4 separate regions of the Mus musculus genome follow, and all the other regions are linked to region 3. Evidence: chromatin loops called from intact Hi-C (ENCODE). Cell type or tissue: gastrocnemius. All regions are shown on one strand. Each heading gives the region's core, and the rest is flanking DNA. Links, peaks and the distances in the headings are about the cores only.

Evidence for each region. Peaks named below come from ENCODE experiments on the same cell type or tissue, not always from the same donor. Only the 100,000 strongest peaks of a DNase experiment are listed, where the experiment ranks them.
Region 1: a loop joins it to region 3, with 6 times the contacts of the local background. A loop is called at or near these places in 3 of 42 quality-filtered maps.
Region 2: a loop joins it to region 3, with 5 times the contacts of the local background. A loop is called at or near these places in 5 of 42 quality-filtered maps.
Region 4: a loop joins it to region 3, with 2.1 times the contacts of the local background. A loop is called at or near these places in 2 of 42 quality-filtered maps.

The regions. Positions count from the first base shown.
Region 1 is chr16:88,389,555-88,397,499 of GRCm38, forward strand. No RefSeq gene overlaps it. Among named protein-coding and RNA genes, the nearest start is that of Gm33255, 12 kb to the left of the region's middle. In gastrocnemius, for the core only: a CTCF peak has its summit at 3,397 (motif pointing right); no DNase peak of the experiment used is centred there.
Region 2 is chr16:88,654,159-88,662,103 of GRCm38, forward strand. No RefSeq gene overlaps it. Among named protein-coding and RNA genes, the nearest start is that of Krtap26-1, 10 kb to the left of the region's middle. In gastrocnemius, for the core only: a CTCF peak has its summit at 3,383 (motif pointing right); a DNase peak (open chromatin) is centred at 3,541.
Region 3 is chr16:88,819,808-88,827,752 of GRCm38, forward strand. Krtap14 (keratin associated protein 14) reads right to left here and starts at 6,338. Exons shown (of 1, transcript NM_013707.2): 1 at 5,484-6,338. The coding sequence starts at 6,282. The coding sequence ends at 5,779. It overlaps 4930553J12Rik (RIKEN cDNA 4930553J12 gene), which reads left to right. Exons shown (of 4, transcript NR_138570.1): 4 at 335-1,085. In gastrocnemius, for the core only: a CTCF peak has its summit at 4,101 (motif pointing left); DNase peaks (open chromatin) are centred at 4,122 and 6,122.
Region 4 is chr16:88,707,116-88,715,060 of GRCm38, forward strand. It overlaps 2310061N02Rik (RIKEN cDNA 2310061N02 gene), which reads right to left and starts at 847. Exons shown (of 1, transcript NM_027155.1): 1 at 56-847. The coding sequence starts at 792. The coding sequence ends at 268. In gastrocnemius, for the core only: a CTCF peak has its summit at 4,353 (motif pointing right); DNase peaks (open chromatin) are centred at 3,706 and 4,354.

The DNA.
Region 1 (7,945 bases), core at 980-5,979, 430 kb before region 3:
TCAGATCTGCTTCCTGGTTGAAGATGAAGGCCCTAAGCAGGGCCTGTCCCAGAAGCTATGCTGCTTCTGCAATCCACAGAATCTTCTGCACAAACTGGTCTCTGAGGGACCCGGGATAGCTAGAGTGAAATTCTTATGTGCCATTCTCTCCCTCTCTCCCTCTCCCTCTCCCTCTCCCTCTCCCTCTCCCTCTCCCTCTCCCTCTCCCTCTCCCTCTCCCTCTCCCTCTCCCTCTCCCTCTCCCTCTCCCTCTCCCTCTCCCTCTCCCTCTTTTGTGTGTGTGTGTGTGTGTGTGTGTGTGTGTGTGTGTGTGTGTGTGTGTGTTTAGGCTTATCACAACACACATGTGGAGGGCAAAAGTCACCTTGAGATAGTCAATCATTTTCCCTTTCCACTATGTGAGTTCCAGGTACCATCAAACATGGGTCAGTCTTCAAGCTTGGCTTCAAGTGTCCTTACCCAATGAACCATCTTATTGGCATGACCCCCTTAAGAAAATTCTATCAGTTAAGGGTCATTATCACCCCCTAATTATTACCCTAGCAGCTACAGTGATGGACTTGAATGAAACACTGGGAAGAAAAAAGAAAGCAGGGCAGATTCTCACGGTAAATGCTAATTAGTTTCAAATGATTCTCTTACTGTCTTCCCTAAGAGGCCCGTTCCTATCAAACTCTCACTGCCTTTTCTCCTTCTTCCTATGTCTCCTTTTGCCATGTCTCCCTGCCTCCCTTTATTTCTTCCTTAATATTTCAGTACAAAAGCCACTGCACACGAATGGCCAGAGCAGACATCTGGTTAGGTGGGCGAACTTCAGCATGGAAATGTTATGGGTGTGGATAGAGGGCATTTTTAGGATATTGAAGTGCAAGCTGTAGAAGTTGTGGTGATCAGTGAAGCGGTGAAGAAGACTCCGGATGGGAAAGACAATCTGTTAGCTTAGATTAAGTAGGCATTTGAAGGAGCTTCAAAGAACTATGCACATCGAGAACCTAGCCAAAGAGATTAGGGCCACTCTGCTTCAGTAAGGCGTTTGAGCAGGAGTGTCTGTAGCAAGATGTCACAAGCCACATGAGGTTGTACCTTTTGGGAGGTAGACACCTACAGGAAGAAACTTGGGGATGGCACAGTGAGGTCTGAGCTAGGCAAGGCAGTGTCCTCTTAGGGAGACAGAGATGATGGCTAGTGAGATACTAAGAGGATGAGGAAGGTTGAGATGGCATCAGATGGAAGAGTACAGCAGAAGGAAGCATCCTATTCAGATAGAAATGTAAGTCATGTGATACCTGGATACTTGAGACTTAGCTATGTGGTTGTTGTTGTTGTTGTTGTTTTTGTTTTCTGTGTGTGTGTTTTGACTTTTTACAATCTGGTGATTCCGTTTATAAAACTTTTGAATATTTTGTGGAAAAGTAAGAATAGCAATGGTTCTGTCTGTTTGCTTTACACATTTCTGGCCAAATCAAAAAAAGTATACATTTCAGTTGTTTTCCTGGGAATCATATATACATCTCTACTTCTTCATATGTTTATTGGGATGCTTATGCTTGGAAGTTGACTTGCTGTGATCTAGAGTAAGTTAAGAGACACATTTCTGGGTGGGTTGGTAAGGATATTTCCAGAAAGATTAATTTAAGGGGAAGACTGTCCCCAGGGTGTGTGGACACCTCCTACCCCAGAAGAGGAAGATTGAGGCACTAGTTTCAAGACTACCTTGAAAGCAAAATAGAACCAGTGGAATTCCTACAAAGTTTACTGTTAAGTTGTGATATTTTCCCATGGATGAAGCTTCTCAGATTTCTGAAAATACTCAGATTATTTCAAAGTTGGAAAGATGATTTTGAAACCATGTGTCAGTATTCTTCATACTTTTATAAAGTGGATTTGGAGAGGGCCTTGCCTCACCATTCATAAAAATGTGTTCTCTACCTTCCTTATGAATGTGCCTATTGATTTTAAGTCATTTCAGTATTGATACAACAATGCTTATTTAACTCACTTTCAGATATTTTTGTTTGTCCTGCCCTGTGTTTAGCCATTTGGTTATGTAAACATACTTTCATCGTTAGCTGATGGTCAGGACCATCTGTAATCTGTATATGTTTCTCCTCTTGCGTTGGTTAGTTCTCTCTCTTTCTCTGTGTTGCTCTTTGTCGCTTGGTCTTTCTTTCTCTCTCCTGTTGCCATTTCAGGCATAACAGCCAACCTTCCTTTTACCTGCAATACCCAGTAATAGTACTGTTTTCCTGGGAACAAGACAAAAGCCCAGTGTCCATTAAGCCCACACTCTTCCTGTTCTTCATTAGCAGGTACTTGTTGCTATTTATGCCACAGGTTCCTTAAGCTCCACGATCCACAGTGCAGAAACTGCTTCATTGTATTTCTATTTCATAACACAGAATTTATACCATTAATTTACCAGCAAAACCACTTGCCCAGCTTACTGATTGCTGACTCAAGTTAGTCAAGGGTAAATTCAGTTTTGAACAAACAGCCAAAAGCTTATGTAACATTGAAATCTTGAAGCAAGGGATTAATAAGGAAGGTTATAGTGTTTATTATAAATTAGGGTACTTTTTGAAAAATACACTAATACTTTAAAGAGATAGCAAAGATTGAGTTTTTTTTTTTTTTTTTTTCTGAAAGTTTCCCAAAATACACTCTGCCCCCTCCCTCCCCAATACTCCTCACTCTTTTTATCTATTTTGTTCTGGAATTTTCTGCCCCTTCTTAGAATTGGAAACAATCACCCATGGAAGGAGTTACAGAGACCAAGTTTGGAGCTGAGACAAAAGGATGGACCATCTAGAGACTGCCATATCCAGGGATCCATCCCATAATTAGCGTCCAAACAATGAGACCATTGCATACACTAGCAAGCCTTTGTTGCAAGGATGGTGATATAGCTGTCTCTTGTGAGACTATGCCGGGGCCTAGCAAACACAGAAGTGGATGCTCACAGTCAACTATTGGATGGATCACAGGGCCCCCAATGAAGGAGCTAGAGAAAGTATCCAAGGAGCTAAAGAGATCTGCAACCCTGTAGGTGCAACATTATGAACTAACCAGTACCCCGGAGCTCTTGACTCTAGCTGCATATGTATCAAAAGATGGCCTAGTAGGCCATCACTGGAAAGAGAGGCCCATTGGACAGGCAAACTTTATATGCCCCAGTACAGGGGAAACGCCAGGGCCAAAAAATGGGAATGGGTGGGTAGGGGAGTGGGGGAGGGGGGTTGGGGGACTTTTGGGATAGCATTGGAAATGTAATTGAGGAAAATACATAATAAAAAAGAAATATAACACACACACAAAAAGAATTTTCTGTTCCTAAGCTATATTTTGTGATGTTTAAAAAAAAAAAATCACCATTTCAGTAGCTACAATGCTACTTAATTCCACTAGAGGGCACTATAATGGCTCTCTTTTTTGCACTTTTCTACTTTGCCATTTTTCAGATTGTTGCCTATATTGGTTTGTAAGGGAGATTTACAGTTAAATGCTCCGTGAACACAGACATGACATATTTACATAGAGTAATAAAGTGCTAAGTGGCATCAAACATTTATATGTTTTAGAGATAGGGGAAAAGGAGGGTTTCACTTATTTGATCAGGGGGACTTTAGCAACTAAGTGGAAGTTAGTCCCAGAGGTTGCGGGAAGCTGGGGGATTCCTCGTATGTCAACTGTTTGCAACTTCCAGACTAAAGGGAACAAATAGAGACAAAAAAGGGACTGGAAAAATGAGGAAGATAGATGTCTAAGAAGATTAGAAAACATTCTTAATCATAATAAATGGCGTTTGTCAAAATAATAAGTAGAGAAGATAAGAAATATTTGATTTTCTAGAGTTTAGAAAGTAATCACAGTGGAAAACAAACACAGATTGTTGTTATTCTTTGACATCACAGCATCTTCCTTCTTCAGGATACACAGTAAAGCTGAGTCCTCGCAAAGTGATTACATCTATCTATCTGCCTGTCTACCTGCCCATCTCTCTGTCTGTCCCACTGTCCATCCACCTGTCTGTCCATCTGTCTGTCTATCTATCTATAAGGTTAGATTGACCCAGGGAGAAAGAAGTCTGACTAATATATACTGTTCAGTCTCCCCTCCATCATCTTGACTTCTGAGAATCTTCCTGGCTCACCTGGTAAAACATCAAACATTATAACTGCTGACTTAGGCAAAGATGTCCACTTTTGAGATAGTTATAATTGTCCATTAAAGAAATGATTCCTTTTTGATAGTCACTAATTGTAAAGAGAAGAGATTCTAGGGGTCAGAGTAGAGTACTATCTTCATAACTTTTTTCACTGTCACCAAAGAACCATAGGCCATGATGTGTGGAAGTCCCTGGATTGTGAATGGCTTCTGAGATCACTAAAGTTGACAGCTGTTTAATAAGTCTGTAAGAATTAGTGTGCAAATAAATGATGGATTATATCTCTTTCAGCATGACATCCGTGAAGGTGGAAAGATTTTAAACTTCTGTTTCATAGATACAATTTTTGTTTATTTTAACTTTATTTGCTGTCTTTTTATGACCTATGGACATTGATTCACGACTTTCAAAGATAACTGCTTTATTCACTGTCTTGCATCTCTCAGCACTAAGACATCATTTCAAAGAAGACGATTCATTTCAATAGAGACAGAGCAAATGCGAAAACAGCCACCTCTGGTTGAGAATCACTGTAATTTGATACCTTGCCTTTGGGAATTTCTTCTCAGCAAATCTCTGTAAAAAACTCTATTGTTCCTTTGGGGCTGTTGAGCTGATATTTTGGGTAATGTAAATTTCTTTTTAAGTAGGAAAAATAGTGTAAGATTGGTTCATGAATAGTAAAGACTTATACTTTAATATGCAAGGAAAATATGATGAAAGAATAGGCATTGGCTGTCCCACACATTTTATTTGTTATGCCCACCCTGAAAGCCATTTGGAGAGCTTGTGGTACAGCCACCACTGTCACTGTCTCTCATCTTTACCCCACGACCCTGCCAGTAGCTGGGACAGCTGGGAAAGCAAAGCTGTAACTTTAGCTACTGAGGGTTGGCAGATCCTGTGTCGCCCAGGAAAACACAAGAGCCAATCATGAAGTCTTAAAGTATTTCATTTCCGGCTACTCCACGCATGGCGGCATGGCTCCTTGCCGGTCACAGGAAGCATCACTTAATATTTGACAAATACTGGATCTAGAGGCTAATCAGAACTGTGTTTTCAAATCTCTTCATGTCTGTAAACAATTTTAGTACATTAGTGATTTCTGAGTTTAACGAGAGAGGGAACCAATCACGTGTTTTTGTGGACGGGTGAGTGTGAACAGGCAATGCGTGTGTATGAATATGTGTGTGTTTGAAATAACTGGAATTTAGTAAATCTGTCCCATGGTCTCTCTTTCTTTCTCTTTAGTGGTTAATATGCTCGTGTAGGAAACAAAAAGAGATGCCAATCAAGGATCGGTGTGGTATTAACATTATCTTCATGCCTACAAGGTCACAAGAGGAAAAACCTTAATCTTTGAGGTTAAGTTTATTTGCCATTTGATGCCCGTGTTGTATGTTAAGAACTGAGTTAATGGGATGGGGTTTTGAGGACTTTGGGAATAACAAGCAGTGAATAAGGTTAATTTGAGTGGGAGGGGTCAAAGTCTTTGAGAACGCCTTAGAATCTGAAATGACAGCCACGATGGCCCAGCTCTTCTTTCCTGAGGATTCAATCATCACATCCAACTGCCTCTCATTAAATTTACGTGTTGATACACATTAAACCCAAGGTGATATGCTTGCCACTCTGAAGAAAAATGGATAACACAGGAAATGATGCCAGAGCCTTTGTTAGGCTTAGAAATCCGAGGCATCTTCCAACGCTGGAAATAGAAACTGCAAGTTCTACTTTCAGATGAGGGAAATGAAACTTAGCTGGGCATGCCTAATCAACCAAGCCCTGTCCATCCATTTAATTTCTCAGTTGTTTATGTTTACAGGAAGTATTTTCTAGGACAAATTTTTTTCTTTTTTCTTTTTCTAAGATTTATTTATTATATCTAAGTACACTGTAGCTGTCTTCAGATGCACCAGAAGAGGGCGTCAGATCTCATTACAGATGGTTGTGAGCCACCATGTGGTTGCTGGGATTTGAACTCAGGACCTTCGGAAGAGCAGTTGGTGCTCTTAACCACTGAGCCATCTCTCCAGCCCCCTTTCTAGGACAAATTTAACAAGGGCAGTTTATGAAGTGATAGGAAGATGGTGTGCAAAATGGAAAATGTGGGGTGATTTCATTTTAGATGTGCACTTGGCTGGGTCTTTAATATGAGGGGCGAATAAAGCACTCCCTCCAACAAAGTACATGCAGACATTTATTTTCTATGCTACGAGCAGAACTTTTTCTGCATACCACAGATTTGCCCAGATTCTCTTACAGCATGTATAAGTGACTACTACATACCTCAATAGCTTGAAAAATCCACTGGTGGGAATGTAATTTTTGTCACAACCCTTAGATGTGATGGCTGATCTTGGTTGTCAACCTGCGAAGAAAGAGCTTATCAACACAGGAATTATCCCCACCAAATTGGCCTGTGAGCATGTCTGTGCATCATTTCCTTGATTATAACTGATGTAGGAATGTTGCCTACTGTGGGAGGTACCATTCTCAGACAGGTGGATCTGGGCTTTATCAGAAAGGTAGAGGGGCTTGAATCTGAAAGCAAGGCCTTAAGCAGCAGATCCTCCAAAGTTTCTGCTTCAAGTTCTTTTGTTGATCTCCTGCATGATAGACTACATCCTATAAGCTAAATCAATTCGTTTCCTCCCGAAGTTGCTTTTGGCAGTGTTTTATTATGGTAATCTAAAGCAAATAGGACAAGAGAGTACTTCTTGGTGATCTGCACTAATGGAAAGATTGCAGTGAATACTATTGTTCCAATTTAATGAAGAGAAAGACACATCAACCTGAAGAGTTTTAAAATATAATCATTAGTTTAGTGGTCTCATTCACATCACAGCTGTAGGAGGCCTTGAGAAACCACAGGTATTCAACCAGACATAGAAACAAGTCTCCACTCACTCTGGATTCAAATACAATCAATACCAATGCACAAGAAATAATTAAATTGAACAAGGAAGCATTTTACCCACAATACTTCATTATATAGTCACTGCAAATTAAATTGCAGACATATGCATTTCATACTGAGTTCCTTTCATAAAAGGCTTTCTACTTTGACATATTATTTATAGAGTTTCTTAAAGGCATGGATTCATTGTGTTGAACTGGCATGTTTTGTTGATATTTATTTCAGCATACCAAGATATGGAAATACATCTCTCTCACCCACATCTGCTATAATATATTAGAATAGCACTCCCACACGTAACACAATAAACTCTTTCTCCTTAATTAACATTATAAACTTTTACCACGGAAGAGGAAAAACCTGTATTTGCTAGTCTGAAATGCTTACATTTTATACTTGAAGAATAGCCCAATAGTTTAAGGTTGAATGATGGTAATGAATTGAATACTTAAATATAAATACCAATGAAGCCAAAACTTTTAATAAGATTTGACTTTTTTTAAGGCAACTGACCTTATGCTTAGAGCCAAGAAGACTGCAAGTTAGAAGTAGACTTTTAGATTGAATGTGTCCTAATGTCCATATGTTGGAAACTCAACTACCAATACAACAGTATTGTGAAGTGGAAAATTCTGGTTTCTTTGGAAACTCAATAGCACCACATGATTTTTTTTTTTTTTCTGAAAGCTGTCTTGCTGAAACAAACATGTGAGAGAACATGTGATATTTTGCTGGAGCTGACACTGGAGAAGGTAAGTGATGTTTGGGAAAAGTGTAAATAGAACCCTATAAACAGTAAAGCATGCTCTTGCATTGTGATATCATGCAATGCCTCTCTGATCGCTACTGGTCTGCAGCAC
Region 2 (7,945 bases), core at 1,167-6,166, 170 kb before region 3:
TGGCCTTGTTGGACATCAGTAGGAGAGGCCCTTGGTCCTGAGGGTGCTATATGCCCCTGTGTAGAGGAATGCCAGGGTGGGAAGACAGGAGTGGGTGGGTGGGTGGGGGAGCACCCTCATCAAGGAAGAGGGAGGGGAGCTAGGATGGGGGGTTCCGAGGGGGAGATCTGGAAAGGGGAAAACATTTGAAATGTAAAGAAGAAGAAGAAGAAGAAGAAGAAGAAGAAGAAGAAGAAGAAGAAGAAGAAGAAGAAGAAGAAGAAGAAGAAGAAAGAGAGAGAGAAAGGGAGAGAGAGAGGGAGAGGGAGAGAGAGGGAGAGGGATAGAGAGACAGAGACACAGAGAGAGAGGGAGGGGAGGGGGCGGGAGAGAGGGAGAGACAGAGGGAGAGAAACAGAGGGAGAGGCAGAGAGAGACAGAGGGAGAGGGAGAGACAGAGGGAGAGATGGAGAGACAGAGGGGGAGGGGGGAGAGGGGAGGAGATGGGGGAGGGGAGAGGGCAGAGGGGAGGGGAGAGGGAGAGAAAGAGGGACACAGGCATGCCATCAATTCTGGGGTTTTGACAAGTCATGACTGTCTTAGAAGAGAGCACCAAAGAACCTTATAAATAACTAGGCAAATCTGAGGGGATTTCATTGGAATCAATAGTGCTCACTTTGACTAATTGGAGACAATATATACCCCTTCAGTTTATTGTCTGTTAATAATAAGAATCAAGGAGATGATTCATACTCAATTCTTGAGGAAGAGGTGAAAGGCAGCTGAAAATCGGTGTTCAGGGTAAGCATCTTTGTGTTAATCAGCTTGCAGTTTGCCACATGAAATTACTAATACAAAGATTTACCTGGATTGGTAGAGGCACCTCTGAGAGGATTAAGGAGACCTTTCTGCACATTGTGCTGATCTCAAAGTGTGGAAGATTCATCATTGCACCTGTGCTGGTATCAAAGTATGGAAGATTCATCATTGGTATAAACAGGGTGCAGTAACATTGTTACTCAACAGTGACATTGTTTAAACTTTACATGGTTCTCTTGGGGACGCTGTCAGTGAGGTTCTTCTTCCTGTGAAGGATGGAAGGGAACTGCTGCTCCATCTCTGTTCAGTCCTTCAATGTTTTAGCTTGAATGTAAGTTAGCTTGGGAAATGACTCTAGCAGTTATGTTGAAACTGGGTGACTAAATTTTCTGCATATGCTTGAGAAAATGCAAGGTGAACAGGAACAACAAATGCGCTTCTTGCTGTGTGTCTGATAACACCCAAAAGGACCAAACCTTGTGCTGCAGCAAAATAGGACCTGTGAAGTCAATTCATTGTTCTCTCACATAAACATTTACAATGTTGCTAATGTCCATGGGATGACAAGAGGACTGAAAATACTAGAGGTTTGCTGTAGAGCTGTTAACAGGTGTTTAAAACCTGGGACAAGAAACCAGTACTCCCTCCCCTCCCCTCCCCTCCCCTCCCCTCCCCTCCCCTCCCCCCCTCCTCTCCTCTTTCTTCTCTTTCCCTCATGCATTAGCCACTGTCAGACGATGATGCCTCATATTATCTCCTTGTCTACTGAGAATGTATCAGCTTACTCTCAAATATACTGGGAGATTTCAAAGAAAGAAATGCAGAACGTGTGTTCTTTGGTTACCAGTGCCTAAATAGACAAACCAGTTAGCCAGTTCAGAACATTTATGCCCACGGTGTTGTGTGCCCATGCTTGCCCACCAGTAATTTACCAAATGGATTCTCCTGGTGGCAAAAAAAAAAAAAAAAAAAAAAAAAAAAAAAAAACCCTACATATCGAGAAGTGACAGTGCCTGTGGAACCCTTTGAGCCACAAGTCACTTGATTTTTTTTTTTTTTTTTTTTTTGCTGAACCTTTAGCAAACAGAGGCAGCCTCTGTCTTCTGAATGATACTGGAGTTATAGTAATTTTACTGAGCCCTGAGACTTCATGAATGGATTGAGTACAGTTTACTAATGGCAGACTCTAGGTGGTCAGTTGGCTGGAGCATAGACACGTTCATCAAAGCAGTGCAGGGTAGAGACAATGATTGGATGCTGTTGGGAGAAAGTGTTCATCAGGAGGTAGTTGCATTCTGGTTTCTAGTGAAGACCCACCAATTGCTTCTGTTTTGAATTATCTTTTCAAGCATGCTTATGAAGCAAATAGGACAATAATAGTGTTTTATCTCTGGGGCAAGTGCCAGGCATATAGCTTATTATCGTATCCATGGGCCAGGGCTTCTGTAAAACAAGACATTGTGAATGCAGCTGCACCCGGCCTGGAAGAACTGGGGCTCATGGAACAGAAACAAATGCTAACACCATGGCTTCTGCTGCTGCCTTGAACAATAGTCATTTCCTTCTTTGACAGAGTGTCTCATGTCGACTGCTCGCATTTGGGAAGCTGTGACGGGTTACCTTGTTTCCACACACATGGGATAATGTCTCTGACTTTTCACAGTTCCTAAAGTCCTTTCTTTCCCACAGACTGATGTTTGCTCCTTGAAGTTATGAGACACCTCTCGCTTTCATCATTATAAGGGCTTGATTTTATGTTATTTTTGACAAGTGTTTAATAACACAGAAATATAAGTAGTGATGTAATAGTTATAGTAACAAATAACAATGGAGAATTTCTGAAGAGATAACTAGTAATAATATTTAAAGTTATTAGAAGATAAAGAAACGATGCCACCTTGAAAGTACATCTGACAGGCTTAAAGGGTATTGAAAGAAAAGGAAAGGGAAATAGATGTGAGCCACCATCTGCTTAACAAATTGTCTTAAGGGTAAGACACAGAGCAATAAACAAGCTGATCATATTTGTATATGTGGGGGGAGGATGTGTGCACAATTGTGTATTTGTGTGTGTGTGTATACACTCATGCACATGTGTGCATTGTGTGTGTGTTTGTGTGTGTGTGTACTAGTGATCATGTGTGCATTTGTGTTCGTATGTGTGCATTTGTGTGTGTGCACTCACACACATATGTGCATCTGTGTATGTGTGTGTTTACCTGAGCCTGTGTACATTCAGAAGCCAGAAAAGTATGACTGATTTCCCACTCAATCACTCTCCATCTTGTTCCTTTGAAAGAGCATCTCTCACTGAACCTGGAGCCAGGCTGGCAGCCAGCAAGCTCCAATAATTATCTTGTCTCCATGCCTCCCAGCTCCCCACTTCTGAAAACACAATAGCACTAGGGTTGCAGGTGTGTGTGTGTGTGTGTGTGTGTGTGTGTGTGTGTGTAATACATCTGATTTTTATTTAGGAACTGACAGTTATGAGGGATTATTGAAAGACAGAAAAAAGCAATATGGATGTCAAGGACAAAGTGGCTGAGTAGGTAACCCAACTGTCAACATGCAAACACAGTCCACTAGAGGTCAGGAGCTGCAAACTCCCAAGCAAGCAGAAGACACATGTGACCACAAGGGAGCATTCATTGCCATCTGTCCTCCAAGTCCAGTATGTTGAGTGCAGGTTTCTAAGTGCCAAGATCTAAAGACATAGGAAGAAAACGCTGAGGGTGATTCTGTAGACATGCCAGGGGCAGAGTCTGGTACAGAGGTTTTCACAAAGGCTGGGTTACACTGTATGCTGGCTGACAGCTGGCAATGTCCTTCTGGTGTCTTGGCAATCATTCAGGAGCAGGGTTCTCTTCCACGACTGCCACTGGCTTTGCAGAGAGCACCTCTGGAGCTCACACAGAGGAAAGGGCTATTTAGAGGAGATGACACAAATATGGCAATAACCCCTGAGGGAATGACAGATGCAGTTTTCAGATAAGCAATTATTGAAAGACAAGATGACCTTAGTTTAGACTTTAAACAAAGTTCCTACACTAAGTGGGGGCTAGCCCCTTTTCTCTGATATGGCCTCAAGAAACTTTCAGTGGCAGATGTTAAGATCCAGTGAAGGTGACAAATGTACTCCAGCCATTTAGCTGGAAGGGATGATGGCAACTTACCAGCAGAAATTGCTGAATTTCTGAAACAAAGAGCCAATGGTCTTTTTATCCACACAACAAATGCTGAATTTATAAAAATGATATTCCAACTTACATTAAGGGATGTTTAAAATTCTGTGAATGAAAATATGTATATTAAACAAGATAATTCACATTTATGATCGAATAAAGATTATTTTATCTATCCTATAGAGTTGGTATTGTATATATAGGTCTCACTAAAGAATTCTATGGTTAATACTTTTTTTAATTAGGTATTTTCTTCATTTACATTTCCAATGCTATCCCAGAAGTCCCGTATACCCCCCCCACTCCCCTAACCACCCACACCCACTTCTTGGCCATGGCGTTCCCCTGTACTGAGGCATATAGAGTTTGCAAGACCAATGGGACTCTCTTTCAAATGATGGCCAACTAGGCCATCTTCTGATACATATGCAGCTAAAGACACAAGCTCTGGGGACGGGGTGGGGGGGAGGGGTACTGGATAGTTCATATTGTTGTTCAACCTATAGGGTTGCAGACCCCTTTAGCTCCTTGGGTACTTTCTCTAGCTCCTCCATTGGGAGCCCTATGATCCATCCAATAGCTGACTGTGAGTATCCACTTCTGTTTTTGCTAGGCCCCGGCATAGCCTCACAAGAGACAGCTATATTTGGGTCCTTTCAGCAAAATCTTGCTAGTGTATGCAATGGTATAAGCTTTTGGAGGCTGATTATGGGATGAATCCCGGGTATGGCAGTCTCTAGAAGGTCCATCCTTTCGTCTTAGCTCCAAACTTCGTCTATGTAACTCCTTCAATGCATGTTTTGTTCCCAATTCTAAGAAGGGGTAAAGTGTCCACACTTTGGTCTTCATTCTTCTTGGGTTTCATGCGTTTAGCAAATTGTATCTTCTATCTTGGGTGTCCTAAGTTTCTGGGCTAATATCCACTTATCAGTGAGTACATATTGTGTGAGTTCTTTTCTGACCGGGTTACCTCACTCAGGATGATGCCCTCCAGGTCCATCCATTTGCCTAGGAACTTCATAAATTCATTCTTTTTAATACCTGAGTAGTACTCCATTGTGTAAATGTACCACATTTTCTGTATCCATTCATTTGTTAAGGGGCATTTGTGTTCTTTCCAGCTTCTGGCTATTATAAATAAGGCTGCTAGGAACATAGTAGAGCATGTGTCCTTCTTACCAGTTGGAATATCTTCTGGATATATGCCCAGGAGTAGTATTGCAGGATCCTACAGTAGTACTATGTCCAATTTTCTGAGGAACCACCAGACTGATTTCCAGAATGGTTGTACAAGCTTGCAATCCCACCAACAATGGAGGAGTGTTCCTCTTTCTCCACATTCTCACCAGCATCTGCTATCACCTGAATTTTTGATCTTAGCCATTCTGACTGGTGGGAGGTGGAATCTCAGGGTTGCTTTGATTTGCATTTCCCTGATGATTAAGGATGTTGAACATTTTTTCAGGTGCTTCTCAGCTATTTGGCATTCCTCAGGTGAGAATTCTTTGTTTAGCTCTGAGCCCCATTTTTTAATGGGGTTATTTGATTTTCTGGAGTCCACCTTCTTGAGTTCTTTATATATATTGGATATTAGTCCCCTATCTGATTTAAGATAGGTAAAGATCCTTTCCCAATCTGTTAGTGGCCTTTTTGACTTATTGATGGTGTCTTTTGCCTTACAGAAGCTTTGCAATTTTATGAGGTCTCATTTGTTGATTCTTGATCTTACAGCACAAGCCATTGCTGTTCTATTCAGGAATTTTTCCCCTGTGCCCATATCTTCGAGGCTTTTCCCCACTCTCTCCTCTATAAGTTTCACTGTCTCTGGTTTTATGTGGAGTTCCTTGATACACTTAGATTTGACCTTAGTACAAGGAGAGAGGAGTCAATTCGCGTTCTTCTACATGATAATTGCCAGTTGTGACAGCACCATTTGTTGAAAATGCTGTCGTTTTTCCACTAGATGGTTTTAGCTCCCTTGTCAAAGATCAAGTGACCATAGGTGTGTGGGTTCATTTCTGGGTCTTCAATTCTATTCCATTGGTCTACTTGTCTGTCACTATACCAGTACCATGCAGTTTTTATCACAATTGCTCTGTAGTACAGCTTTAGGTCAGGCATGGTGATTCCCCCAGAGGTTCTTTTATCTATCTTTTGCTATCCTAGGTTTTTTGTTATTAAAGATGAATTTGCAGATTGCCCTTTCTAATTTGTTGAAGAATTGAGTTGGAATTTTGATGGGGATTGCATTGAATCTGTAGATTGCTTTTGGCAAGATAGCAATTTTTACAATGTTGATCCTGCCAATCCATGAGCATGGCAGATCTTTCCATCTTCTGAGATCTTCTTTAATTTCTTTCTTCATAAACTTGAAGTTCTTATCATACAGATCTTTCACTTCCTTAGTTAGAGTCACACCAAGGTATTTTATATTATCTGTGACTATTATGTGTTATTTTCCTAATTTCTTTCTCAGCCTGTTTATCCTTTGTGTAGGGAAAGGCCATTGACATGTTTGAGTTAATTTTATATCCAGCTACTTCACTGAAGTTGTTTATCAGGCTTAGGAGTTCTCTGGCAGAGTTTTTAGGGTCACTTATATATACTATCATATCATCTGCAAAAAGTGATATTTTGACTTCTTCTTTTCCAATTTTTATCCCCTTGATCTCCTTTTGTTGTCGAATTGCTCTGGCTAGGACTTCCAATACTATGTTGAATAGGTGGGGAGAAAGTGGGCAGCCTTTTCTAGACCCTGATTTTAGTGGGATTGCTTCCAGCTTCTCACCATTTACTTTGATGTTGGCTACTGGTTTGCTGTAGATTGCTTTTATCATGGTTAGGTATGGGCCTCGAATTCCTGATCTTTCCAAGACTTTTATCATGAATGGGTATTAGATTTTGTGAAGTGCTTTCTCAGCATCTAACGAGATGATCATGTGGTTTTTGTCTTTGAGTTTGTTTACATAATGGATTATGTTGATGGATTTCCGTATATTAAACCATCCCTGCATCCCTGGAATGAAACCTACTTGGTCAGGATGGATGATTGTTTTTGATGTTTACTTGGATTTGGTTAGAGAGAATTTTATTGAGTATTTTGCATTGGTATTCATAAGAGAAATTGGTCTGAAGTTCTCTATCTTTGTTGGGTCTTTCTGTGGTTCAGGTATCAGAGTAATTGTGGCTTCATAGAATGAATTGGATAGGGTACCTTCTGCTTCTATTTTGTGGAATAGTTTGTGAAGAAATGGAATTAGATCTTCTTTGAAGGTCTGATAGTACTCTGCACTAAACCCACCTGGTCTTGGGCTTTTTTTTTTTTTTTTTTTTTTTTTTTTTTTTTTTGGTTGGGAGACTATTAATGACTGCTTCTATTTCTTTGGGGGATATAGGACTGTTTAGATCATTAACCTGATCCTGATTTAACTTTGGTACCTGGTATCTGTCTAGAAATTTGTCCATTTCATCCAGGTTTTCCACTTTTGTTGAGTATAGCCTTTTGTATAAGGATCTGATGGTGTTTTGGTTTTCTTCAGGATCTGTTGTAATGTCTCCCTTTTCATTTCTGATTTTTTAATTAGGATGCTGTCCCTGTGCCCTCTAGTGAGTCTGACTAAGGGTTTGTCTATCTTGTTGATTTTCTTAAAGAACCAGCTCCAAGTTTGGTTGATTTTTGAATAGTTCTTCTTGTCTCCACTTGGTTGATTTTGCCCCTGGGTTTGATTATTTCCTGCTGTCTATTTTTCTTGGGTGAATTTGCTTCCTTTTGTTCTTGAGATTTTAGGTGTGTTGTCAAGCTGCTAGTGTATGCTCTCTCTAGTTTCTTTTTGGAGGCACTTAGAGCTATGAGTTTTCCTCTTAGAAGTGCTTTCATTGTGTCCCATAAGTTTGGGTATGTTTTGGCTTCATTTTCATTAAACTCTAAAAAGTCTTTAATTTCTTTCTTTATTCCTTCCTTGACC
Region 3 (7,945 bases), core at 1,375-6,374:
CTGGCATTTCTGACATAGGAGTAGCTCATTGCTCTTTGTCACAATGAAATTACAACAGCCATAAATATACTGTGTAGAGAAGTATTCAAATGCAACTACAATTACAGAGAAATTTGTGAGATTCACATCTTTTAGTTGCACATTTCTAAAGGACAGCCCACATATAGGATAGGGCTGACAATCTTGGGTACCACACCTCCTCTTGAGAGTATATAAGCCCACGTCTTCACAGGTAACATTCAGACTCAGGATCATCTCAATTACATCCACCAGAACTCACATCTCTCAACATGAGCTCTAACTGCCACTCTAATAACTTGTCTACCTCCTTTAGGTGCTGCCTGCCCATCGTGGGTTCCTCCTGTTGTTCCTCCTGCTCAAGCAACTTGATCGCCACAACCAGCTGCTCTCCCAGCACCTGCCAGCTGAGCTCCTCTTTCAACAGTGGCTGCCAGGAGACCTGCATTGAGCCCACTAGCTGCCAGAGTTTCTGTGTGGTGCCCAGCCCCTGCCAGGTGCCCTGCTACTACCCCAGGAGCTCCACACCCTGCAGTCCTTGCCAGGGAACATATGCTGGCTCTCTGGGCTTTGGGTCCAGCAACGGTTTCTCCCAGGATTATGGATCTAGAAGATGCTACATCATGGGTTGTGGATCCACTGTCTTTGAACCTCTGAATTATGGAGTCTCTGGCTTCCCTTTCCTGAGTTATGGGTACAGATTCTGCTACCCAATCCACATGGCTGATAATATCTGCCAACCATGTTATAAACCAACCTGTGGTAATATTATCTAGGGATTCAACTGCTGAGCCCCTCTCTTCCTTCATGCAATATATAAGTAAAAGTCTGTATGCCCTGCAAAAATTGTTTCTTGCTTACCTCCTCTTGCTATCTGTTATTTCTTCCATTATCAGCTTCTCTCATTCTCAATTACTGGGATATTCTGGAATTTATGGGTAACCTCCAATTATTCCTTTCTCTCTTTACTATGGAAAAATAATGATACATGTAGTTTGGTTTTCATCCAAGGGTAGTTGAAAACTCAAAATTTTTATCTAATAAATGTATGCATTCTGAAACCTCAATACATTGGTCACTTTATTACTAATTTGCTTATGGATTTGCATTCATACATTGGGGAATTCATTACATGTCAAATCACCTTTTCAAATTGTCTTTGAAAACATATTTCTATATTTAGTTGTGATTCTCATTTGCAATAAGGAACTATAGGAATGTCATGTTTCACACCTGAAGACATGGCTGACTATCACTAAGAATTGCTGAAATTGAGTAACAGGAAGTTTTGCTGATCCAGAGAAACAAGGCAATTGGGATGCTGACTAAACTTTTACACATCAAGGATAAGATATTAGGGGCTGGAGAGATGGCTCAGGGGTTAAGAGCAAGGATTGTTCTTGCAAAGGTCCTGAGTTCAATTCCCAGCAATCACATGGTGGCTCACAATCATCTGTAATGAGATCTGATGCCCTCTTCTGGTATGTCTGAAGAGAGCAATGGTGTACTCATATACATAATGTAAATAAATCTTTAAAATAAATAAATAAATAAACTTTAAAAAAGAAAAAATATTATATATTTTATAAATGGAGTCTACACATAAACAAAAACTATCTAAGTCTATTAGCATTTGAATGCAGACTTTTGGGGGGGGCATGAAAAATATGAGCTTCAGGTAATCTCTGGATAGATTTGATCATGTAAATGCTGTAATCCCAACCTTCTATGTTTCAGTATCTTTTCAGTACATTATCAGCAAACATGTATAAGGAAAATCACAACTATCCGGGATCAGGACCTGTTGTAGATCCCCTGATGCTTCCTCCAAATTCAACGTCTATTGACCTATAAACAATATGTCTAGGAAATATTGAGTATTTTTACTCAATGTGCTTAGTCGGATTCTGAAAGCAGAGCAGAAGTCAAAGATTGGGGACGGTTAATTTGGCATATGATTCTGGAAATCAAGTATTTTACACTATGGCAGGATATGTGTGTGTGTGTGTGTGTGTGTGTGTGTGTATGTATGTATGTATGTATGTGTCTGTGTGTGTGTGTAATGATAAAGAAAGACATCTACCAAAGAAATTCATTTTTAATTTGACCTAATCAACAATATATGGATTGCATTATCCTAGAGACTTTCAAGGTCATTTGGAAAGACTGTCACAGTTGTCCACCTCAGGGTCAGTCCAACAGGGAGCAACATCTCCTCATTATATTAGTTGACCTTTTGTAATTTCCTGGATTTTCATCACTGCACAGGGAAAGAATGACACTGGGCTCCTTCTGTTACCCTAATGTGACTTTTGAGATACTCACATATTTGTGTGTTGTGTACACCAAAAGAAACATGTGTTTACAGAAGGACTGTGAGCCTATCATGTGATATGTGTGCCAATGTCCTGTCTGGCATCATCATGACAACATGCTCTATGGAGCAAGGCACCATGAGACATAGGACTTTTTTCTTAACATTTACACATCCATAGAGACAGATTATTGTTCTGTTTAGACAGGAGGAAAAGGAGACACTAAAAGGGTTGGAAGCTTGCCATAGATTCAGAGAAAACCCTATAATAATCTGAATTCATAAAAATGTCAGTTCCTGTTGTTTTTTTTTTCTAGCAATTTTTGTTTGTTTGTTTTAAAAATCACAAATCATATCATAACCAAAGATTGATTTGTGTTTCTGCTGCTATGGTAATTGTATCTTAGGAGGAAACTTAATCTGTTCTATCTAGTTTATTAACTTCAAATAGATGAAGTACAATAAAAAAATTAAAAAGTACAATAAAAAAATTAAAGTAAATTCAAGTTTAGATTTAAGAAGAGAGTTTCAAGAGAGGTTGTTGTTGTTTTGTTGTTTTTTGCCCCATCTCTGTCTCCCCCTGTCTCCTGCCACTCTTTTTCATCCTTAGTAACAGTGTCTTCTCCCAATGGATGGTTTTGCTTTCTGCTGTTGCCATAAGGTTTTTGCTTGTTTGCTTATCTATAAAATGCTATTTTAACACCAGGAAAATGACTTAAAACAAATGAAAAATTAGGTATAAAGTTCACACATAAACACACTTTTGTCTCCCAACATTAAGCAACCATCTTCTAGTTAGTTCCTTCAGAGTCTTGAGTTATCTGTAACATTTTCTTTTATCATGTTTATCCGCCCACCCCCACCCCAGCCAACTTTCCCCAAGTTTAACTCCCTTCTCTATCCACCCAAATATTTTCCTTAAAAATAATTTAAGAGTAATTGTGCCTCCTGAATCTGTGGTCTCACCGCTGAAGTATGATCAACTTACCAGGGGACTACATTCTTAAAAACAAAACAAAAACAACAAAAAATAAAACCAACTAAACAAACAAACAAAAAAAAGCTGACCTTCCCGTTTCCAGCAGCTAAAAATTGCCAACCATCCCATGGCTAGGGGTGAGACTTTGTGTCCAACCCTTCCTTCCATGCCTGGATTTCTTCTAGTTTGGGCCTGTACAACTTTTATATATTCTACTTAAATCAATCTTCTTATTTAATTTTATTCTTACTTTTAATTTTTTATTTTAAATTATCTATAATATATAATTTGATATATGTAATTATGTATTAAATCAGTTCCTTCTGTTAATACGATCTGTACTTATATATCACATAAGCTTCTGTTACTCATTAAGGCATGTCTCCAGGCCCATAGACATTGTGTGTATTCAATAAAATTACATGCTTAACTTTTCATGCAATCAGTGATGGCATCAACCATCATGAGAATGTCTTCCGATTATTATATACGTTCTATGCTTAAAATTAACCTTTTATAGCATTCCAAATTCAATGCAGAAATCCTCTTTACGTTAAAAATGACATTATTTTTAACTAATTGTTTTAGAAAAGAATTGCTTTACAAAATGTAAAATTCTACACGCTGTGCTAAAATAACGATAAGAGGTTGTGGATTTAAACAATACAGTGTATGCTCACTCCACAGTATCCAGAGAATATAGACTATTCTCCATGAGTTCAGATGCAGCAAAAACTCATGTCCACACTTCCTGTACACCTAGTTTTCCCACTACTCCCACCTACTGGTAGTTACTGGGTATTGCTGTATCATGTTGGGTGTGGATGTGTCCATTACATTCACAAGTGGACAAAGGAAAACTAAAGATGCCCTTGGTCCTGTGACGGCTAGATGTCCAGTGTAGGGGAATGCCAGGACAGAGAAGTGGGAGTGGGTGAGTGGGTGGGGGAGCACATGCATAGAAGCAGGGAGAAGGGGAATGTGATAATGGGTTTCCTGGGGGGGAAACCACAAAAGGGGATAACATTTAAAATGTAAATAAAGTAAATATATAATAAAAAAGGGAAAGACGCAGCCTTTATGTAGGTCTTTTTTTTTTAATTGCCCACAACATTATAAAAACAATAAATTCTCTCATGGTAATCCTTCTGCGTGCTGTTTTTGAATGAAAAAAAAAAAGTGATCTCTTTTGTTAAAAGACTTCTTTTATAATGGAAGACTCCTCTTGTTTCAGATTTAACAAAAATAATTTGCTTTTCTTAAAGACTGAACCACGCAATGAACCCACAGCAAACATCAATTGACAGTACCCTAGAGCAGTCACTGTGCGTGCTGATGAACTTATACTGATCGTAATAAGTAAAAGGAAGATTGTGAGACCATTAACAAATAAAACTGGATGCTGAGACAAAACTGGAATAAAAAAATTGTATGTGGTGACCCTAGGCTTAGAACATCTCCACCTTTGATAATGATTCCTGGAATTCAGTGGAGAAGCCTTTGTGATGCTGTCCACTATGCAAATAAGATATCACACTTCTGCACCAAGTCAAATCCTGAAACAAAATAATATTCACATGGTTTTTAAATACTGTATATGTATATGTATGTATAGTATATGTATAGGTATATAAACCAAATTCTTTTCATCAGACCCAAGAGTCACAAGACCCAACTGGGATATCACCAAGATATATAAGTAACATATGAACAATACTAGCTATACCTGTAAGCAACTGTTGAATGTGTTAGAGATTTCATTTAGAAGCTCTGTTTATCTGGCAGTGAAGATGCGGGACTAGACCCCATCTCCACCTAATTCATGATCATGTAGCTTCTTACCCACCTGTAACTTTGCACATATTTTAGAATGCACTTCATAAGGATAATCTTTCTCCCGACATTACATAGCACCATTTGGAAAAAAAAAATCACAGATCTAAGTTTGTTATTCTAATAAGGTGCTCTCTTCATTTCACTGTGTGATGTATTAACAGATGGAGAAAACAGAAAAGTTGAAAAAAAACCTTCAAATACAAAAGGATAACTTAACTCTATACAATTAACATGTCAGGTTCATGATACAACAAAGCCCAGGGAGATGTTCTGAAGTAGTTTTGAAGTCAAGAAAATGAAAGTAACAATAATGGTATTCACAAGACATAAAGAAGTCCAGTTGCATATCTTTATTTAAACTTACAACCTTCCTCTTTGCAAAAATCAAGACCGGAAGTCTGAGTAATTACTAAGAGATATGCGAAGAAAGAATTATGCTTGATTTTTGCATACCTATAATATACAAGAAAACAATTTAGCATCTTTCTCTAATCAAATACGTTTTCCAATTACAGGAACTCATGAGTAGAAGTCAAATCTCTAGACTAATATAGAAACTCTGAAGACAGCACGGCTCTTAACACAGTAGGTAGTAGGCACCTTTTACATTTCTAATTTTCCCCAATAGAGATCAGAAGAAGCCAGTCCCACAGGTTGGCTGATAAGAAACAGACTGGCAGCTTTTGGTAGAGAAGCAGGTTGGGCGGTAAAAGCTGGATCCACAATTTAGGGATGAGAAAGTAGGGGTACCACATCCTACTGACTGGAAACCATGGGATCCAAAGCCCTGGGATGGGTAGCCACAGCCAAAAGACTGGAAACCCCTGGAACCAAATCCCAGGGATCCCGAGAAAGTTGACTGGCAGGGCCTGCAGGGCCCTCGAATCCTCTGACTGTAGAAAGGCCTCTGGCAGGGTCTGGAGACCACATAGGCTGTCTGGCAGTTGGTGGGCTCACAGAAGGTTTCCTGGCACCCACTGTGAAGAGAAGAGCCCAGCTGGTGGGTGATGGGAGTTTGGAGGTCAGTGCTGTAGAAGACGTTGTTGGGGTAGGAGGAACCGCATGAAGAGATCGGATACTGCAGTTGGCCCCCAAAGGACTGGGAGAAAGTTCCAGAGCAGCTGTTGCAGGACATGTTGAGAGGAGCTAGGAGTTTGAGGATGGGATAAGGAGAATGTTCAGAGTTGGAATAGCCCTTCTTAGACGCAAAGCACTTATATACCCCTGTCCTTGGGTGCGTCATCCCCATGGCACATGAACACAATTTACCCGCGGCTTTAATTGAATTGAGAATACCATCCTAGTCACGCATATTTACTTTTTGTGTGGTTTCACAACTGGATAGAGCAGTGATGTCTGCGGCCCTGGAATTCAGGTAATAGTGTTCAATCTTCAAAGCTGTTATTCATCTTCCCTCAGCAAAAGGTCACCCTGCACATCACTCAGAAAACTGCTTTAGAGGTAGACTGTCTGGGCTGAGGGAAGCTAGCTTAATTAAAAATAATTGATACCCGTTGCACAATCTGTCCGAAAATTGTTGCCATCTGGCTAGCAAAGTTGTTCGCTGATCCACACACAGTCATTTCTTTTAAACAAAAACACACACTGATTGGTGTCTCAAAATGGCAAGCTTCTGTGATGAATAGTGTCATCAAAACACTGATATGCAAGATGTATAAGGACTTAAAATAAACTGGACTTCAGTAAAACGATTTTAATGAAATGTGGAGAGATTCTTATTTCTCATGCACCTGCCTAAGAATGGAATCTAGATATTAAATATCCATCTTAACTTGTGTGTGTGTGTGTGTGTGTGTGTGTGTGTGTGTGTGTGTGTGTGTGGCTGTAGTACGGGTGGTTTGCTGTGCAGTGAGCTAAACGCTTTATGCTTTGTGCTAGTTTGAATGCTAAAGATTATTTATCTAAGATGGTAAAACTGCATTAGAAGGGACAATGCTTGAGGCAATAATGTCAAAGATATGTCTATCTCTAATTACGATCATTGTTCCCCACTAAAAAGACTCTCCATAACCCGGTAAGGGTCCTTATTCTAAAAGAAAAAAAAATCTTATAAAGCAATTGCCTTAAGGTGTCAGGCCAAAGGAGACATCGCTGGGAGGTGCTTCCTCTGGCCGAAAGCAGCATATATCACTTTGACTTAAATTGTTTTCAGATGCTTCTGACAAGTATTGCAAATTGTCCAAAGCAAGGGTCATATTTCCTTGATTTCCACAGCTTGTCTTCCACCTCAGTGTAAGAGCCTAATGAAGACTGATGCCCAGAGGTGGGGAGGGGAACCTGCAGATGGCTGCCTTGGGATGGCTGCAATGCTGTTTATTTCACTTTAAAGAACAACATTTCCCTCTACTTCTTTGTGTGAGAGAGCATCATTTTCTTTCTTTCCTTCATTAAATTAATATGTTCAGACTCATAAAATCTACAGTTTGAGAGATGTTAGCAAATGTCTCCGGTTTGGCTGCTGCTTCTTCTTCTTCTTCTTCTTCTTCTTCTTCTTCTTCTTCTTCTTCTTCTTCTTCTTCTTCTTCTTCTTCTTCTTTTTTTTTTTTTAAGAAGATCAGATTGGAATTCTCGTAACAGAAATCTGATTCAGTAATTCCTGGAACCCTAGAAGAACAGCTCATTTTTCAAACTTTGTCCTTAAATTTTAGACCAAGTAATCATAACTTTTCATGAAATTAGTCTCAGCTCATTTTCACTGTGTAATTTGTGCTGAGAACAATGGCATACAATGTCTTTCCATTTCTCCAAGGTTACTTAGGCAATTTCCTGTACCAGTG
Region 4 (7,945 bases), core at 1,798-6,797, 110 kb before region 3:
AAAGATAAATCACAAATCAAAGCTTGAGAGTCAACAAAGAACCAGAGACCATATTAGATGGAAGAATAAATAATTTTATTAGGTCAAATACAACTGAACTCCCGTACACGCTCCAAGAATTTATGAATAGGTAATTGCTCAATTTTGAAAGACATTTGAATTTATATTTTGGTTATTCTGTCATTTCTTAGTTGGATGGACCTTGTCTTTAAACCCTATGATAGTAGCACTAGGTTAACTCAGACAATTCATTTATAATCAGGAAGTTCAGCAACTTGATCTCCACTTGGTTGATCCACAGGTGGGTCTGTGACAAGAAGACTGGAAGTTTCTAGAAGTCACATAGGTTGGGTGACAGAATCTAGATCCATAACCAAAAGAAGGATAGCCACAGACTCGGTAACTCACAGGTCTAAAGCAGCTAGAGCCACAGCCTGAAGTGTAGACTCTCCTTGACCCATAGACCTGGGAATGGCAGCTGCTGGACCTAAAACCAAGAAAGCCAGCATATGTGGCCCTGCAAGGACTGCAGAAGCTGGACACACTTGGACGGTAGCAGGGACGCTGGCAGGAGCTGTGCACCACATGGGAAGTCTGGCATCTGATGGGCTGGAAGCAGTTCTGATGATAGCCGTGACGGAAAGAGGAACCCAGATGGCGGTTTCTGGGAGAGCAGAAGTTAGTTCTGTGGGTCAGTTGGCGTGGGAAGGAAGAGCCACAGGAGGAGGGGTAGCACAGTTGACCTCCATAGGATCTAGAGGAGAAGCTTCCAGAACGGCAGCTGTAGGTCATGTTGAGAGGAGAGGTACGATCAGCTAGGTGTCAATGGGACGATGTGAGTTTGAGTGAGATGGTCCAGACAGGTGTCAAGTTATATATTCTCTTCCACTGGGTGTGTCCACATTCTAGTGGTACTATTCACCTCCTCACCCTTCACACGAAAATACCTCCCTTGGTTATTAAGTATAATTCTTTCACACATTCATATATTAATTGCAGTTTAATCACTGCGGCACACAGTAAGAAGATAGTCACAGCTTCTTTGCCCTGGAGTTTGCTGAGGTTTGAAGTTCACTGTTACAGTTTATTGTATGTCCAGTGTCTTCTTCTTTTTTGATCTATACATGTGCTGAGATTCTGCCCAGTACATTGATTATATACACTTGGCCTTCATTTCCTTGACACTAAAAGTACTCAGTGGTTACTATTGCAAAATCATTTGTCCCTTTTGTTTTGTCACAAGCACACTGTAAGGAAATGTTCAAATACTATACTTAATTTTTTAAAATGAGACAAGCCTCCCCATACACGTTGAACTAATTATTAAGAATATCATCTGGGGAGTTTCTGTTAATGATTTTCTTCAGGACAGAGCATTCTTATACCACGTTCACTTAAGAAACAGCAAGTATTACCCTTAGAGTGTAACTTTAAAGAAAAATGTCAGATTTTGTGAGGAGAGTGGTTTGTAGTTTACAATCTTAATCTCTCTCTCTCTCTCTCTCTCTCTCTCTCTCTCTCTCTCTCTCTCTCTCTCTCCTTGTGTGTGTGCTTGTGTGTGTGTGTGTGTGTGTGAGAGAGAGAGAGAGGGGGGGGGGAGAATAAATTTATTTTATTTTATTGTTTTGATAGAAGAAAATATTCTTGAATGAGATCATTTATGTATACTTAAAATTCAGTTTTAGAGATTTGCTGGTTTTGTTTGCTTGTTTTGTTTTGTTTTTAAATCCTAACTTCAGGTCTTAGAGCCAAGTACATATAGAGGCAAAGTCTGACTAAGCATGTAACTGAAGACTTTAAACTACTCTTGCCCTACATCTCAGCCCGGCAGAAGAGTTCATCCTTACCTGTGGCTTCCTTAAGCAGAGCCCATCTTCAAGCACTGCAAATTCAGCTCTAGTGTGTCTTTAAAAGTAATCTATTAAGCTCCACATGTAAAATCTGATAAACTTTTATTTACCTTTCCTGGTAATATCGGCCCGGAGTAGTATTCAGCAGGAAGAATCTCTGCCTCAGTGATTTTCATACATTTCAAGAACAGGTGATTTTCTAGCTACAGACTGAAAATGACTGGAAAATCCATAGTCAGATTACTGGGGACTCAGGCTTCTTACTTGCTTAGTCTGCATTCTTCTTCCGCTGAGACTGACATTTTATGGGGCTTAACCAAGGAAGATGGCATTCCCAACTGTCATTGTATAGAAGTCTCCTTAAATGCCCGAGAACTAACTTGCTTTATGCCAAGCACCCACCCTCTCAGAGCACTTACTTTGTTTTATGATTATGTCTCCCATGCAGAATCCAGAGGTGGCATGCATCACACGAAGCCACCTGTGTGCAGTGGTTAGGCCAACATTCTGACTCAAGTAAAATAAGCTCTGCTTTATGAATGGACACCTTTGAATTTCCTAAAGCACCGAGTGCCATTCTCAGCACTCGACACCCCTGATGATGGCTGTGAGCTCCTTCAGATCCAGAAGTAGCTTTGTATTATTAGAAGTTAATTCTAGGAGGTGGGGACCGGGGCTGGGTGTTCAAGTTGCAAAGTTCCTGCTTTCCAGGCTAGGTACCGATATTGGAAAATAAAGAATAGGAATACTTGAGTATAAATCAATTCTAATTAACACATCCTCCACTCATTTGTAATTATGTTGTTATTTTTCATTAGAGTTATATGGCCACTTAGTAGAAATGCTAATAAGCAACTCATAAATGCTAATAAATATTTCCTTCTGAATGGAAGAAAGGGCAGAACTAAGCAGCTTTAATAGCTTGAAAACGGATCCTGGAAACATGAAGATACGCTACACTTTCTGTACACACAGGCAAGATTTTTAAGGAAAAAAATCACTCTCTAGATAGATGAGCAAAATGCTACATCATGGTAGCATTAATTTTGGACTTAGTGATGATCTCTCTCTCTCTCTCTCTCTCTCTCTCTCTCTATATATATATATATATATATATGTATATATAATCTATCTATCTATCTATCTATCTATCTATCTATCTATCATCTATGTAACTATGGAAACAGTGTTGGGGGCCTGGGGGAAAGAGATCTGGGGATATGGGAAGGGATTAATGGAGTATATATAAAAACACATTGTACACAGTATGAAATGCTCAAACAATAGAGAACAATATTAGAATGCTTTCTGTTTCTCTCCTCCTCCATGTTTACCAGTTTTCCCTCATCCATCACACATTCTTTTCTTGAGAAATACAAATGTACTACATTAACACAAAACAAACAACAACAGCAATAACAACAAACACCCACCACAGTGCTGTGAACCCACATCACTTGCCCTTTGACCTACTTGCAACAAAGGCTTTTACCAGCTTATTACACATGTTACTGAGCCTTCAATCCAACAACAATTGCTTATTGCAATATGTGTGTGTGTGTGTGTGTGTGTGTGTGTGTGTGTGTGTGTGTGTGTATACCTTTTAAGTCAAACAAAATGCTGCAATAGCAAAAGTAATAAAATGCTTGAACCCAAACTCCTGTGTATTTCCCATCAGGCTCACATTTATGTCCTCAATATTGACTCCTCAAGGTCTAGGGCAGCATCTTGCTACCCAGGCTCAGCAGGTTCTTTCTCCTGACAAACCTGGTTTCATACTGTGCTTTCTCTATGCTTACCACCAGGGGGTTTTGTGTTGAATCTGTGACAAGGATGGACCAAAGGACTCCTGACTGGCAGAAGGCTGGCCGAGGGCCACAGGCCCTGCCCTTGTGCTTCCCTTTCAGGTTCAGCCCTCCTTGGCTTTCTCAAAGGCTTACGTTGTATGATGACTCATAGACCACATAGTCTCCATGACTAATCCCACAGTAAGTACACTGTTTTAATGTTTATTTTATGGTGGAGGAAGCTGAGACACAAACAGGTCGGGCAAACTTCCCAAGGTCACTCATGTAGTTAGTAGCAGAGATGGACTTAGAACCCAGTTCCTGATATGCTGACAGTTTGTGCAAACTGTTCTGTCACAGGCAGCTCGCTTCTTTATGCTATTACTGCATAGAGTTCTTCCACCACGTTTTATGCATTTTTAACATTCCCTGTTACAGACTGTGCTTGTGTGTGGATGCTTGCAGATATGTACACCAAGGTGGGATCTGGGTATTTGTGATTCCGAATACTTTGTTGTTGACAGATATTGTTGGCCCATGGACTTAGGCGGGCTGATTTAAACTCTGACCCAATCACACACCAGTGAGCCTCTGTTCTCTTCGTTTTATGCATTGTCCCATAAGCTCACTCCTTTATACACCCTTTTATTCTGCACATGTGTGCCAGCGTATATGGACCTGCACCATGCGTATGTCTGGTGCTCTTGGAGGCCAGGAGAGGGTGCCAGATATCCTGAAACTGGAGTGAAAGGCTTTCTGGGTTCTGGGAACAGAATCATGTCTGCAAAGACAGAGTTATTTGTGCCTTCTTTGTGTTATGACTTTGTCTCTCAGGTGCGTACTTTTCTAGTCAGTTTTTTTATCTTAATTTTAGTCAGCTTTATTTAGATATAATTTCCATGTAGTGAAAATCACCGTTGTGTGTATGTATGCACACATGTATACGTTCCTATAGTGAGTGTGGATATGCATGCCTGTAGGTGTGAGAGGTTGACCCTCATCAGATATGCTCCTTACTCACTATCCATCTTGTTCTAAGACTTTTTAATTCAGCTATAATGGCTGGCTAGGAGCCTCCTGTCATCCCGCCTCTGCCTCTCTTGCATTTGGACTACAGGTGGATATCATCAGAGCTGACTGTTTGCATAGACTCTGGTGGAGAAACTTTAGTCCTCTTAATGGTGTGGCATTTTAAAGATTCACCAGTGTGCTCCCACAAACATATGTACTTATATAACCAAGAACAAACAGCTAGAGAGGCAGTTTCCTTAACAGACAGATATTCTCATGTTCCTTTATGTCTCCTTCCTGATGTATTAGAATACCTAGCCCTATAATTTCATAGTGCATGGGATTATAAATCATGAACATATTTTGGCTTGGACCTTGCAAAAAACAGAATGTTTTTTATATCCAACTTCTTGTTGCATGTTTCAGTAGTCCATTTTTTTTACTGCTATTTATAATTGGATATATGTTCCGTGATGTAGCTACACACTGACTATGACATGAACATTAAGCAATCCCCTGATTTGAGTTTGTATGGATGCAAATGTTACAATCAATTATACATAGGTATTTTTGGACATACACTTTCACTTATCTTGTATAAATACCTAGAAACAAGACCAGTGACTCATGAGACAACCTATGGTTAGCACTGTTAGACAGTGAGGTACCATTCTCCACAGAAAGTAACATTCCACATTCTCAATGACAATGCCTCAAAGCTCCTGTTATTCTGCATCCCCAATATCTTGCTTGGTTATATAATTATCATAATAATACAATTATCGATTCTTCTATTTTAAGTGGGCATGTAATGGCATGCTGTTGTGGTTTTGATTTGCATTTGTGTGAAGACTAAGAATGCTGTGTATTTTTCATGAGTTATTTTCCCCCATATCTGTCATTTATCTATGTCTGTTGAAATTTCTTGCCTATTTTTCTATTAAAACTGTCTACTTGCCCTTGGATTCTATTAGTTCTTACACAAGCAAGATTCAAATGATCTACTATGGGTTTTTCTCAGTACATTCTTCTAGTTGTGGCTCATATTATTTTTGAAAGTATTGCATGTGTTCATTGTATATGCACTGTGTTACACACAGATATTTTTACATAATTTTGTGCTGAGCATATTCTGCTCATGTGGTCTTATTCTATTTACCTCACCTCTGTCCCTTCTATAAATGCCTTCACTTTCCAAGACACCTTGCATCCACTTACATGTCATGTATACAGTCATGATCTTATATATCTGTATTCAGTTTGGGATACATAAATGTAAAAAAAAAAGTACCATTTGTCTTTTAGTGATGACTGTGATTCACCTAATATAATTATCTCCAATTTCCTCCGTGTCTTGCAAATGGCATACCTTTGTCCTTATTTAGGCTAAAATAGAAAACCAACTGAAGAGAGAGAGAGAGAGAGAGAGAGAGAGAGAGAGAGAGAGAGAGAGAGAGAGAGAGAGAGAATGAATATGTGTTCAGTAATTCATTTTTAGGGACTTGGCAATGCCCTTATAGACATGCCAAATATGAAATCTGGAAAACAGGCCAGCCTTGCATATTGGAAACAGAGGGAAAGGCTGGCAACTTGGCATGTTTCTCTTTTAGGATTGAAATCTCTTCTTTCTCAGGAAATTGAGTCTTACTTTTAAGTCTTTAAACCAAGGTAAGCAAAATAGATCAATACATAATAGTGCTTGCTGTAAAAGCAAAAGGGCATGAGTTCAGATCTCCATATTCCATGCAAAAGATGGACTGCACAATGATTGGCCAAGTAAGTCATGCATGTAATAATAGTTAAAGTTAGCCATTGCAGATTTTTAAGTGTAGAGGAATTTAAATCCAGCAACATGGCTGCTCTGGCTATACCTTCTAGGTCTGTGGGATACAGCTAGAATATGCACATGCCTTTAATCCTAAGAAACAGGAAGACACAAGCAGATCTCTGAGTTCAAGGCCATCCTGGTATAAAGCAAGTTTCAGATAAAGAAAAGCTTAGGTCCAGGCATAGTAGTACCCAACTTTAATCCCAGCTCTCAGGAGACAGACACAGGAAGATTTCTGAGTTCTAGTCAGCCATTTTGGTTGAGGCCATGCAGTGGAGTAAAATACTTGGCAGTTCAGTTTACGGAGATCAGAGGCAGTTTTTACAAGGATAATTTTACAGACATAGGTTGTAGAGAAAATAAGCTAGACACAGGTGAATACAGAATGAGCTAGAAAATGAGGAGCCAGATTAGAACAAATTGCAAGAGTTACTTTAAAGCCAAGCAGAGCAATTCTGTGAGAAGCTTCGAAAAGCCAAACTAAACCCTTCAGCTTGGAAAGGTGTTTGATCCAGAAAAGCAGAGTGGAACCAGCCAACCAGAGTTCAGAAAGAACTAGAAAGGATGAACTTATTCAACAGTAAGCCTACAGGGTGACAATTGCATCAGGCAGGTGAAAGTTACTTTTACAGTTAAAGTGGCTAAGTATCAGAACCTTGAGCAATAGACAGCTTCACATGTAATTTTTATAAGAAAAATATTATTTCATTATACTATAAACTCTTATTGGCTTATTTCTTCATTTTGGTTTAACAATATTTAGATATTTCTCTATCCTTGAATCATCCATATTAACCATTATTTATACAGCTTAAATCTTAATAACTTTCATGAACCTTTCTTGCGCGCGTTCACGACCGGCCAGGAAAGACGCAACAAACCAGAATCTTCTGCGGCAAAAGCTTTATTGCTTACTCAGGAGCAAGAGAGGAAGAGCGCGGCAGAGAGAGACAGAGAGAGGGGCAGAGAGAGAGAGAGACACGCAGAGAGCAGAGGAAGAGAGCAGAGGAAAAGACAAAGAGAAAGAGATGAAGAGGCGAAGAGACAGATGAAGAGAGGGAGTGCCAGAACCCCGTCCCTTTTAAGGAGAATTATCCTCCGCCTAGGACGTGTCACTCCCTGATTGGCTGCAGCCCATCGGCCCAGTTGTCATCACGCGAAAGGCAGAGCACATGGCGGGAAAACTGCCCCTGCACATGTGCAGATTATTTACTACTTAGAACACAGCTGTCAGGGCCATCTTGTAATGGCAAATGTGAGTGCGGCTCCCCACAAACCTTGTGGAGCAGTAGAGGAGTATTTACTGAAGTATTGATAGCACCTAGTGGCAATCCACCACTAAGGAAAGGACATGCCTCTCTATTATCTGCCGAGGCTTAAGGGCCCCTTTGCTACAGAGAGCAGAAGGCCCGATCGTGTTGCAGGACGTGACCACAGATGCTGCGAGTTCACGTGATGGCCAGAGTTCC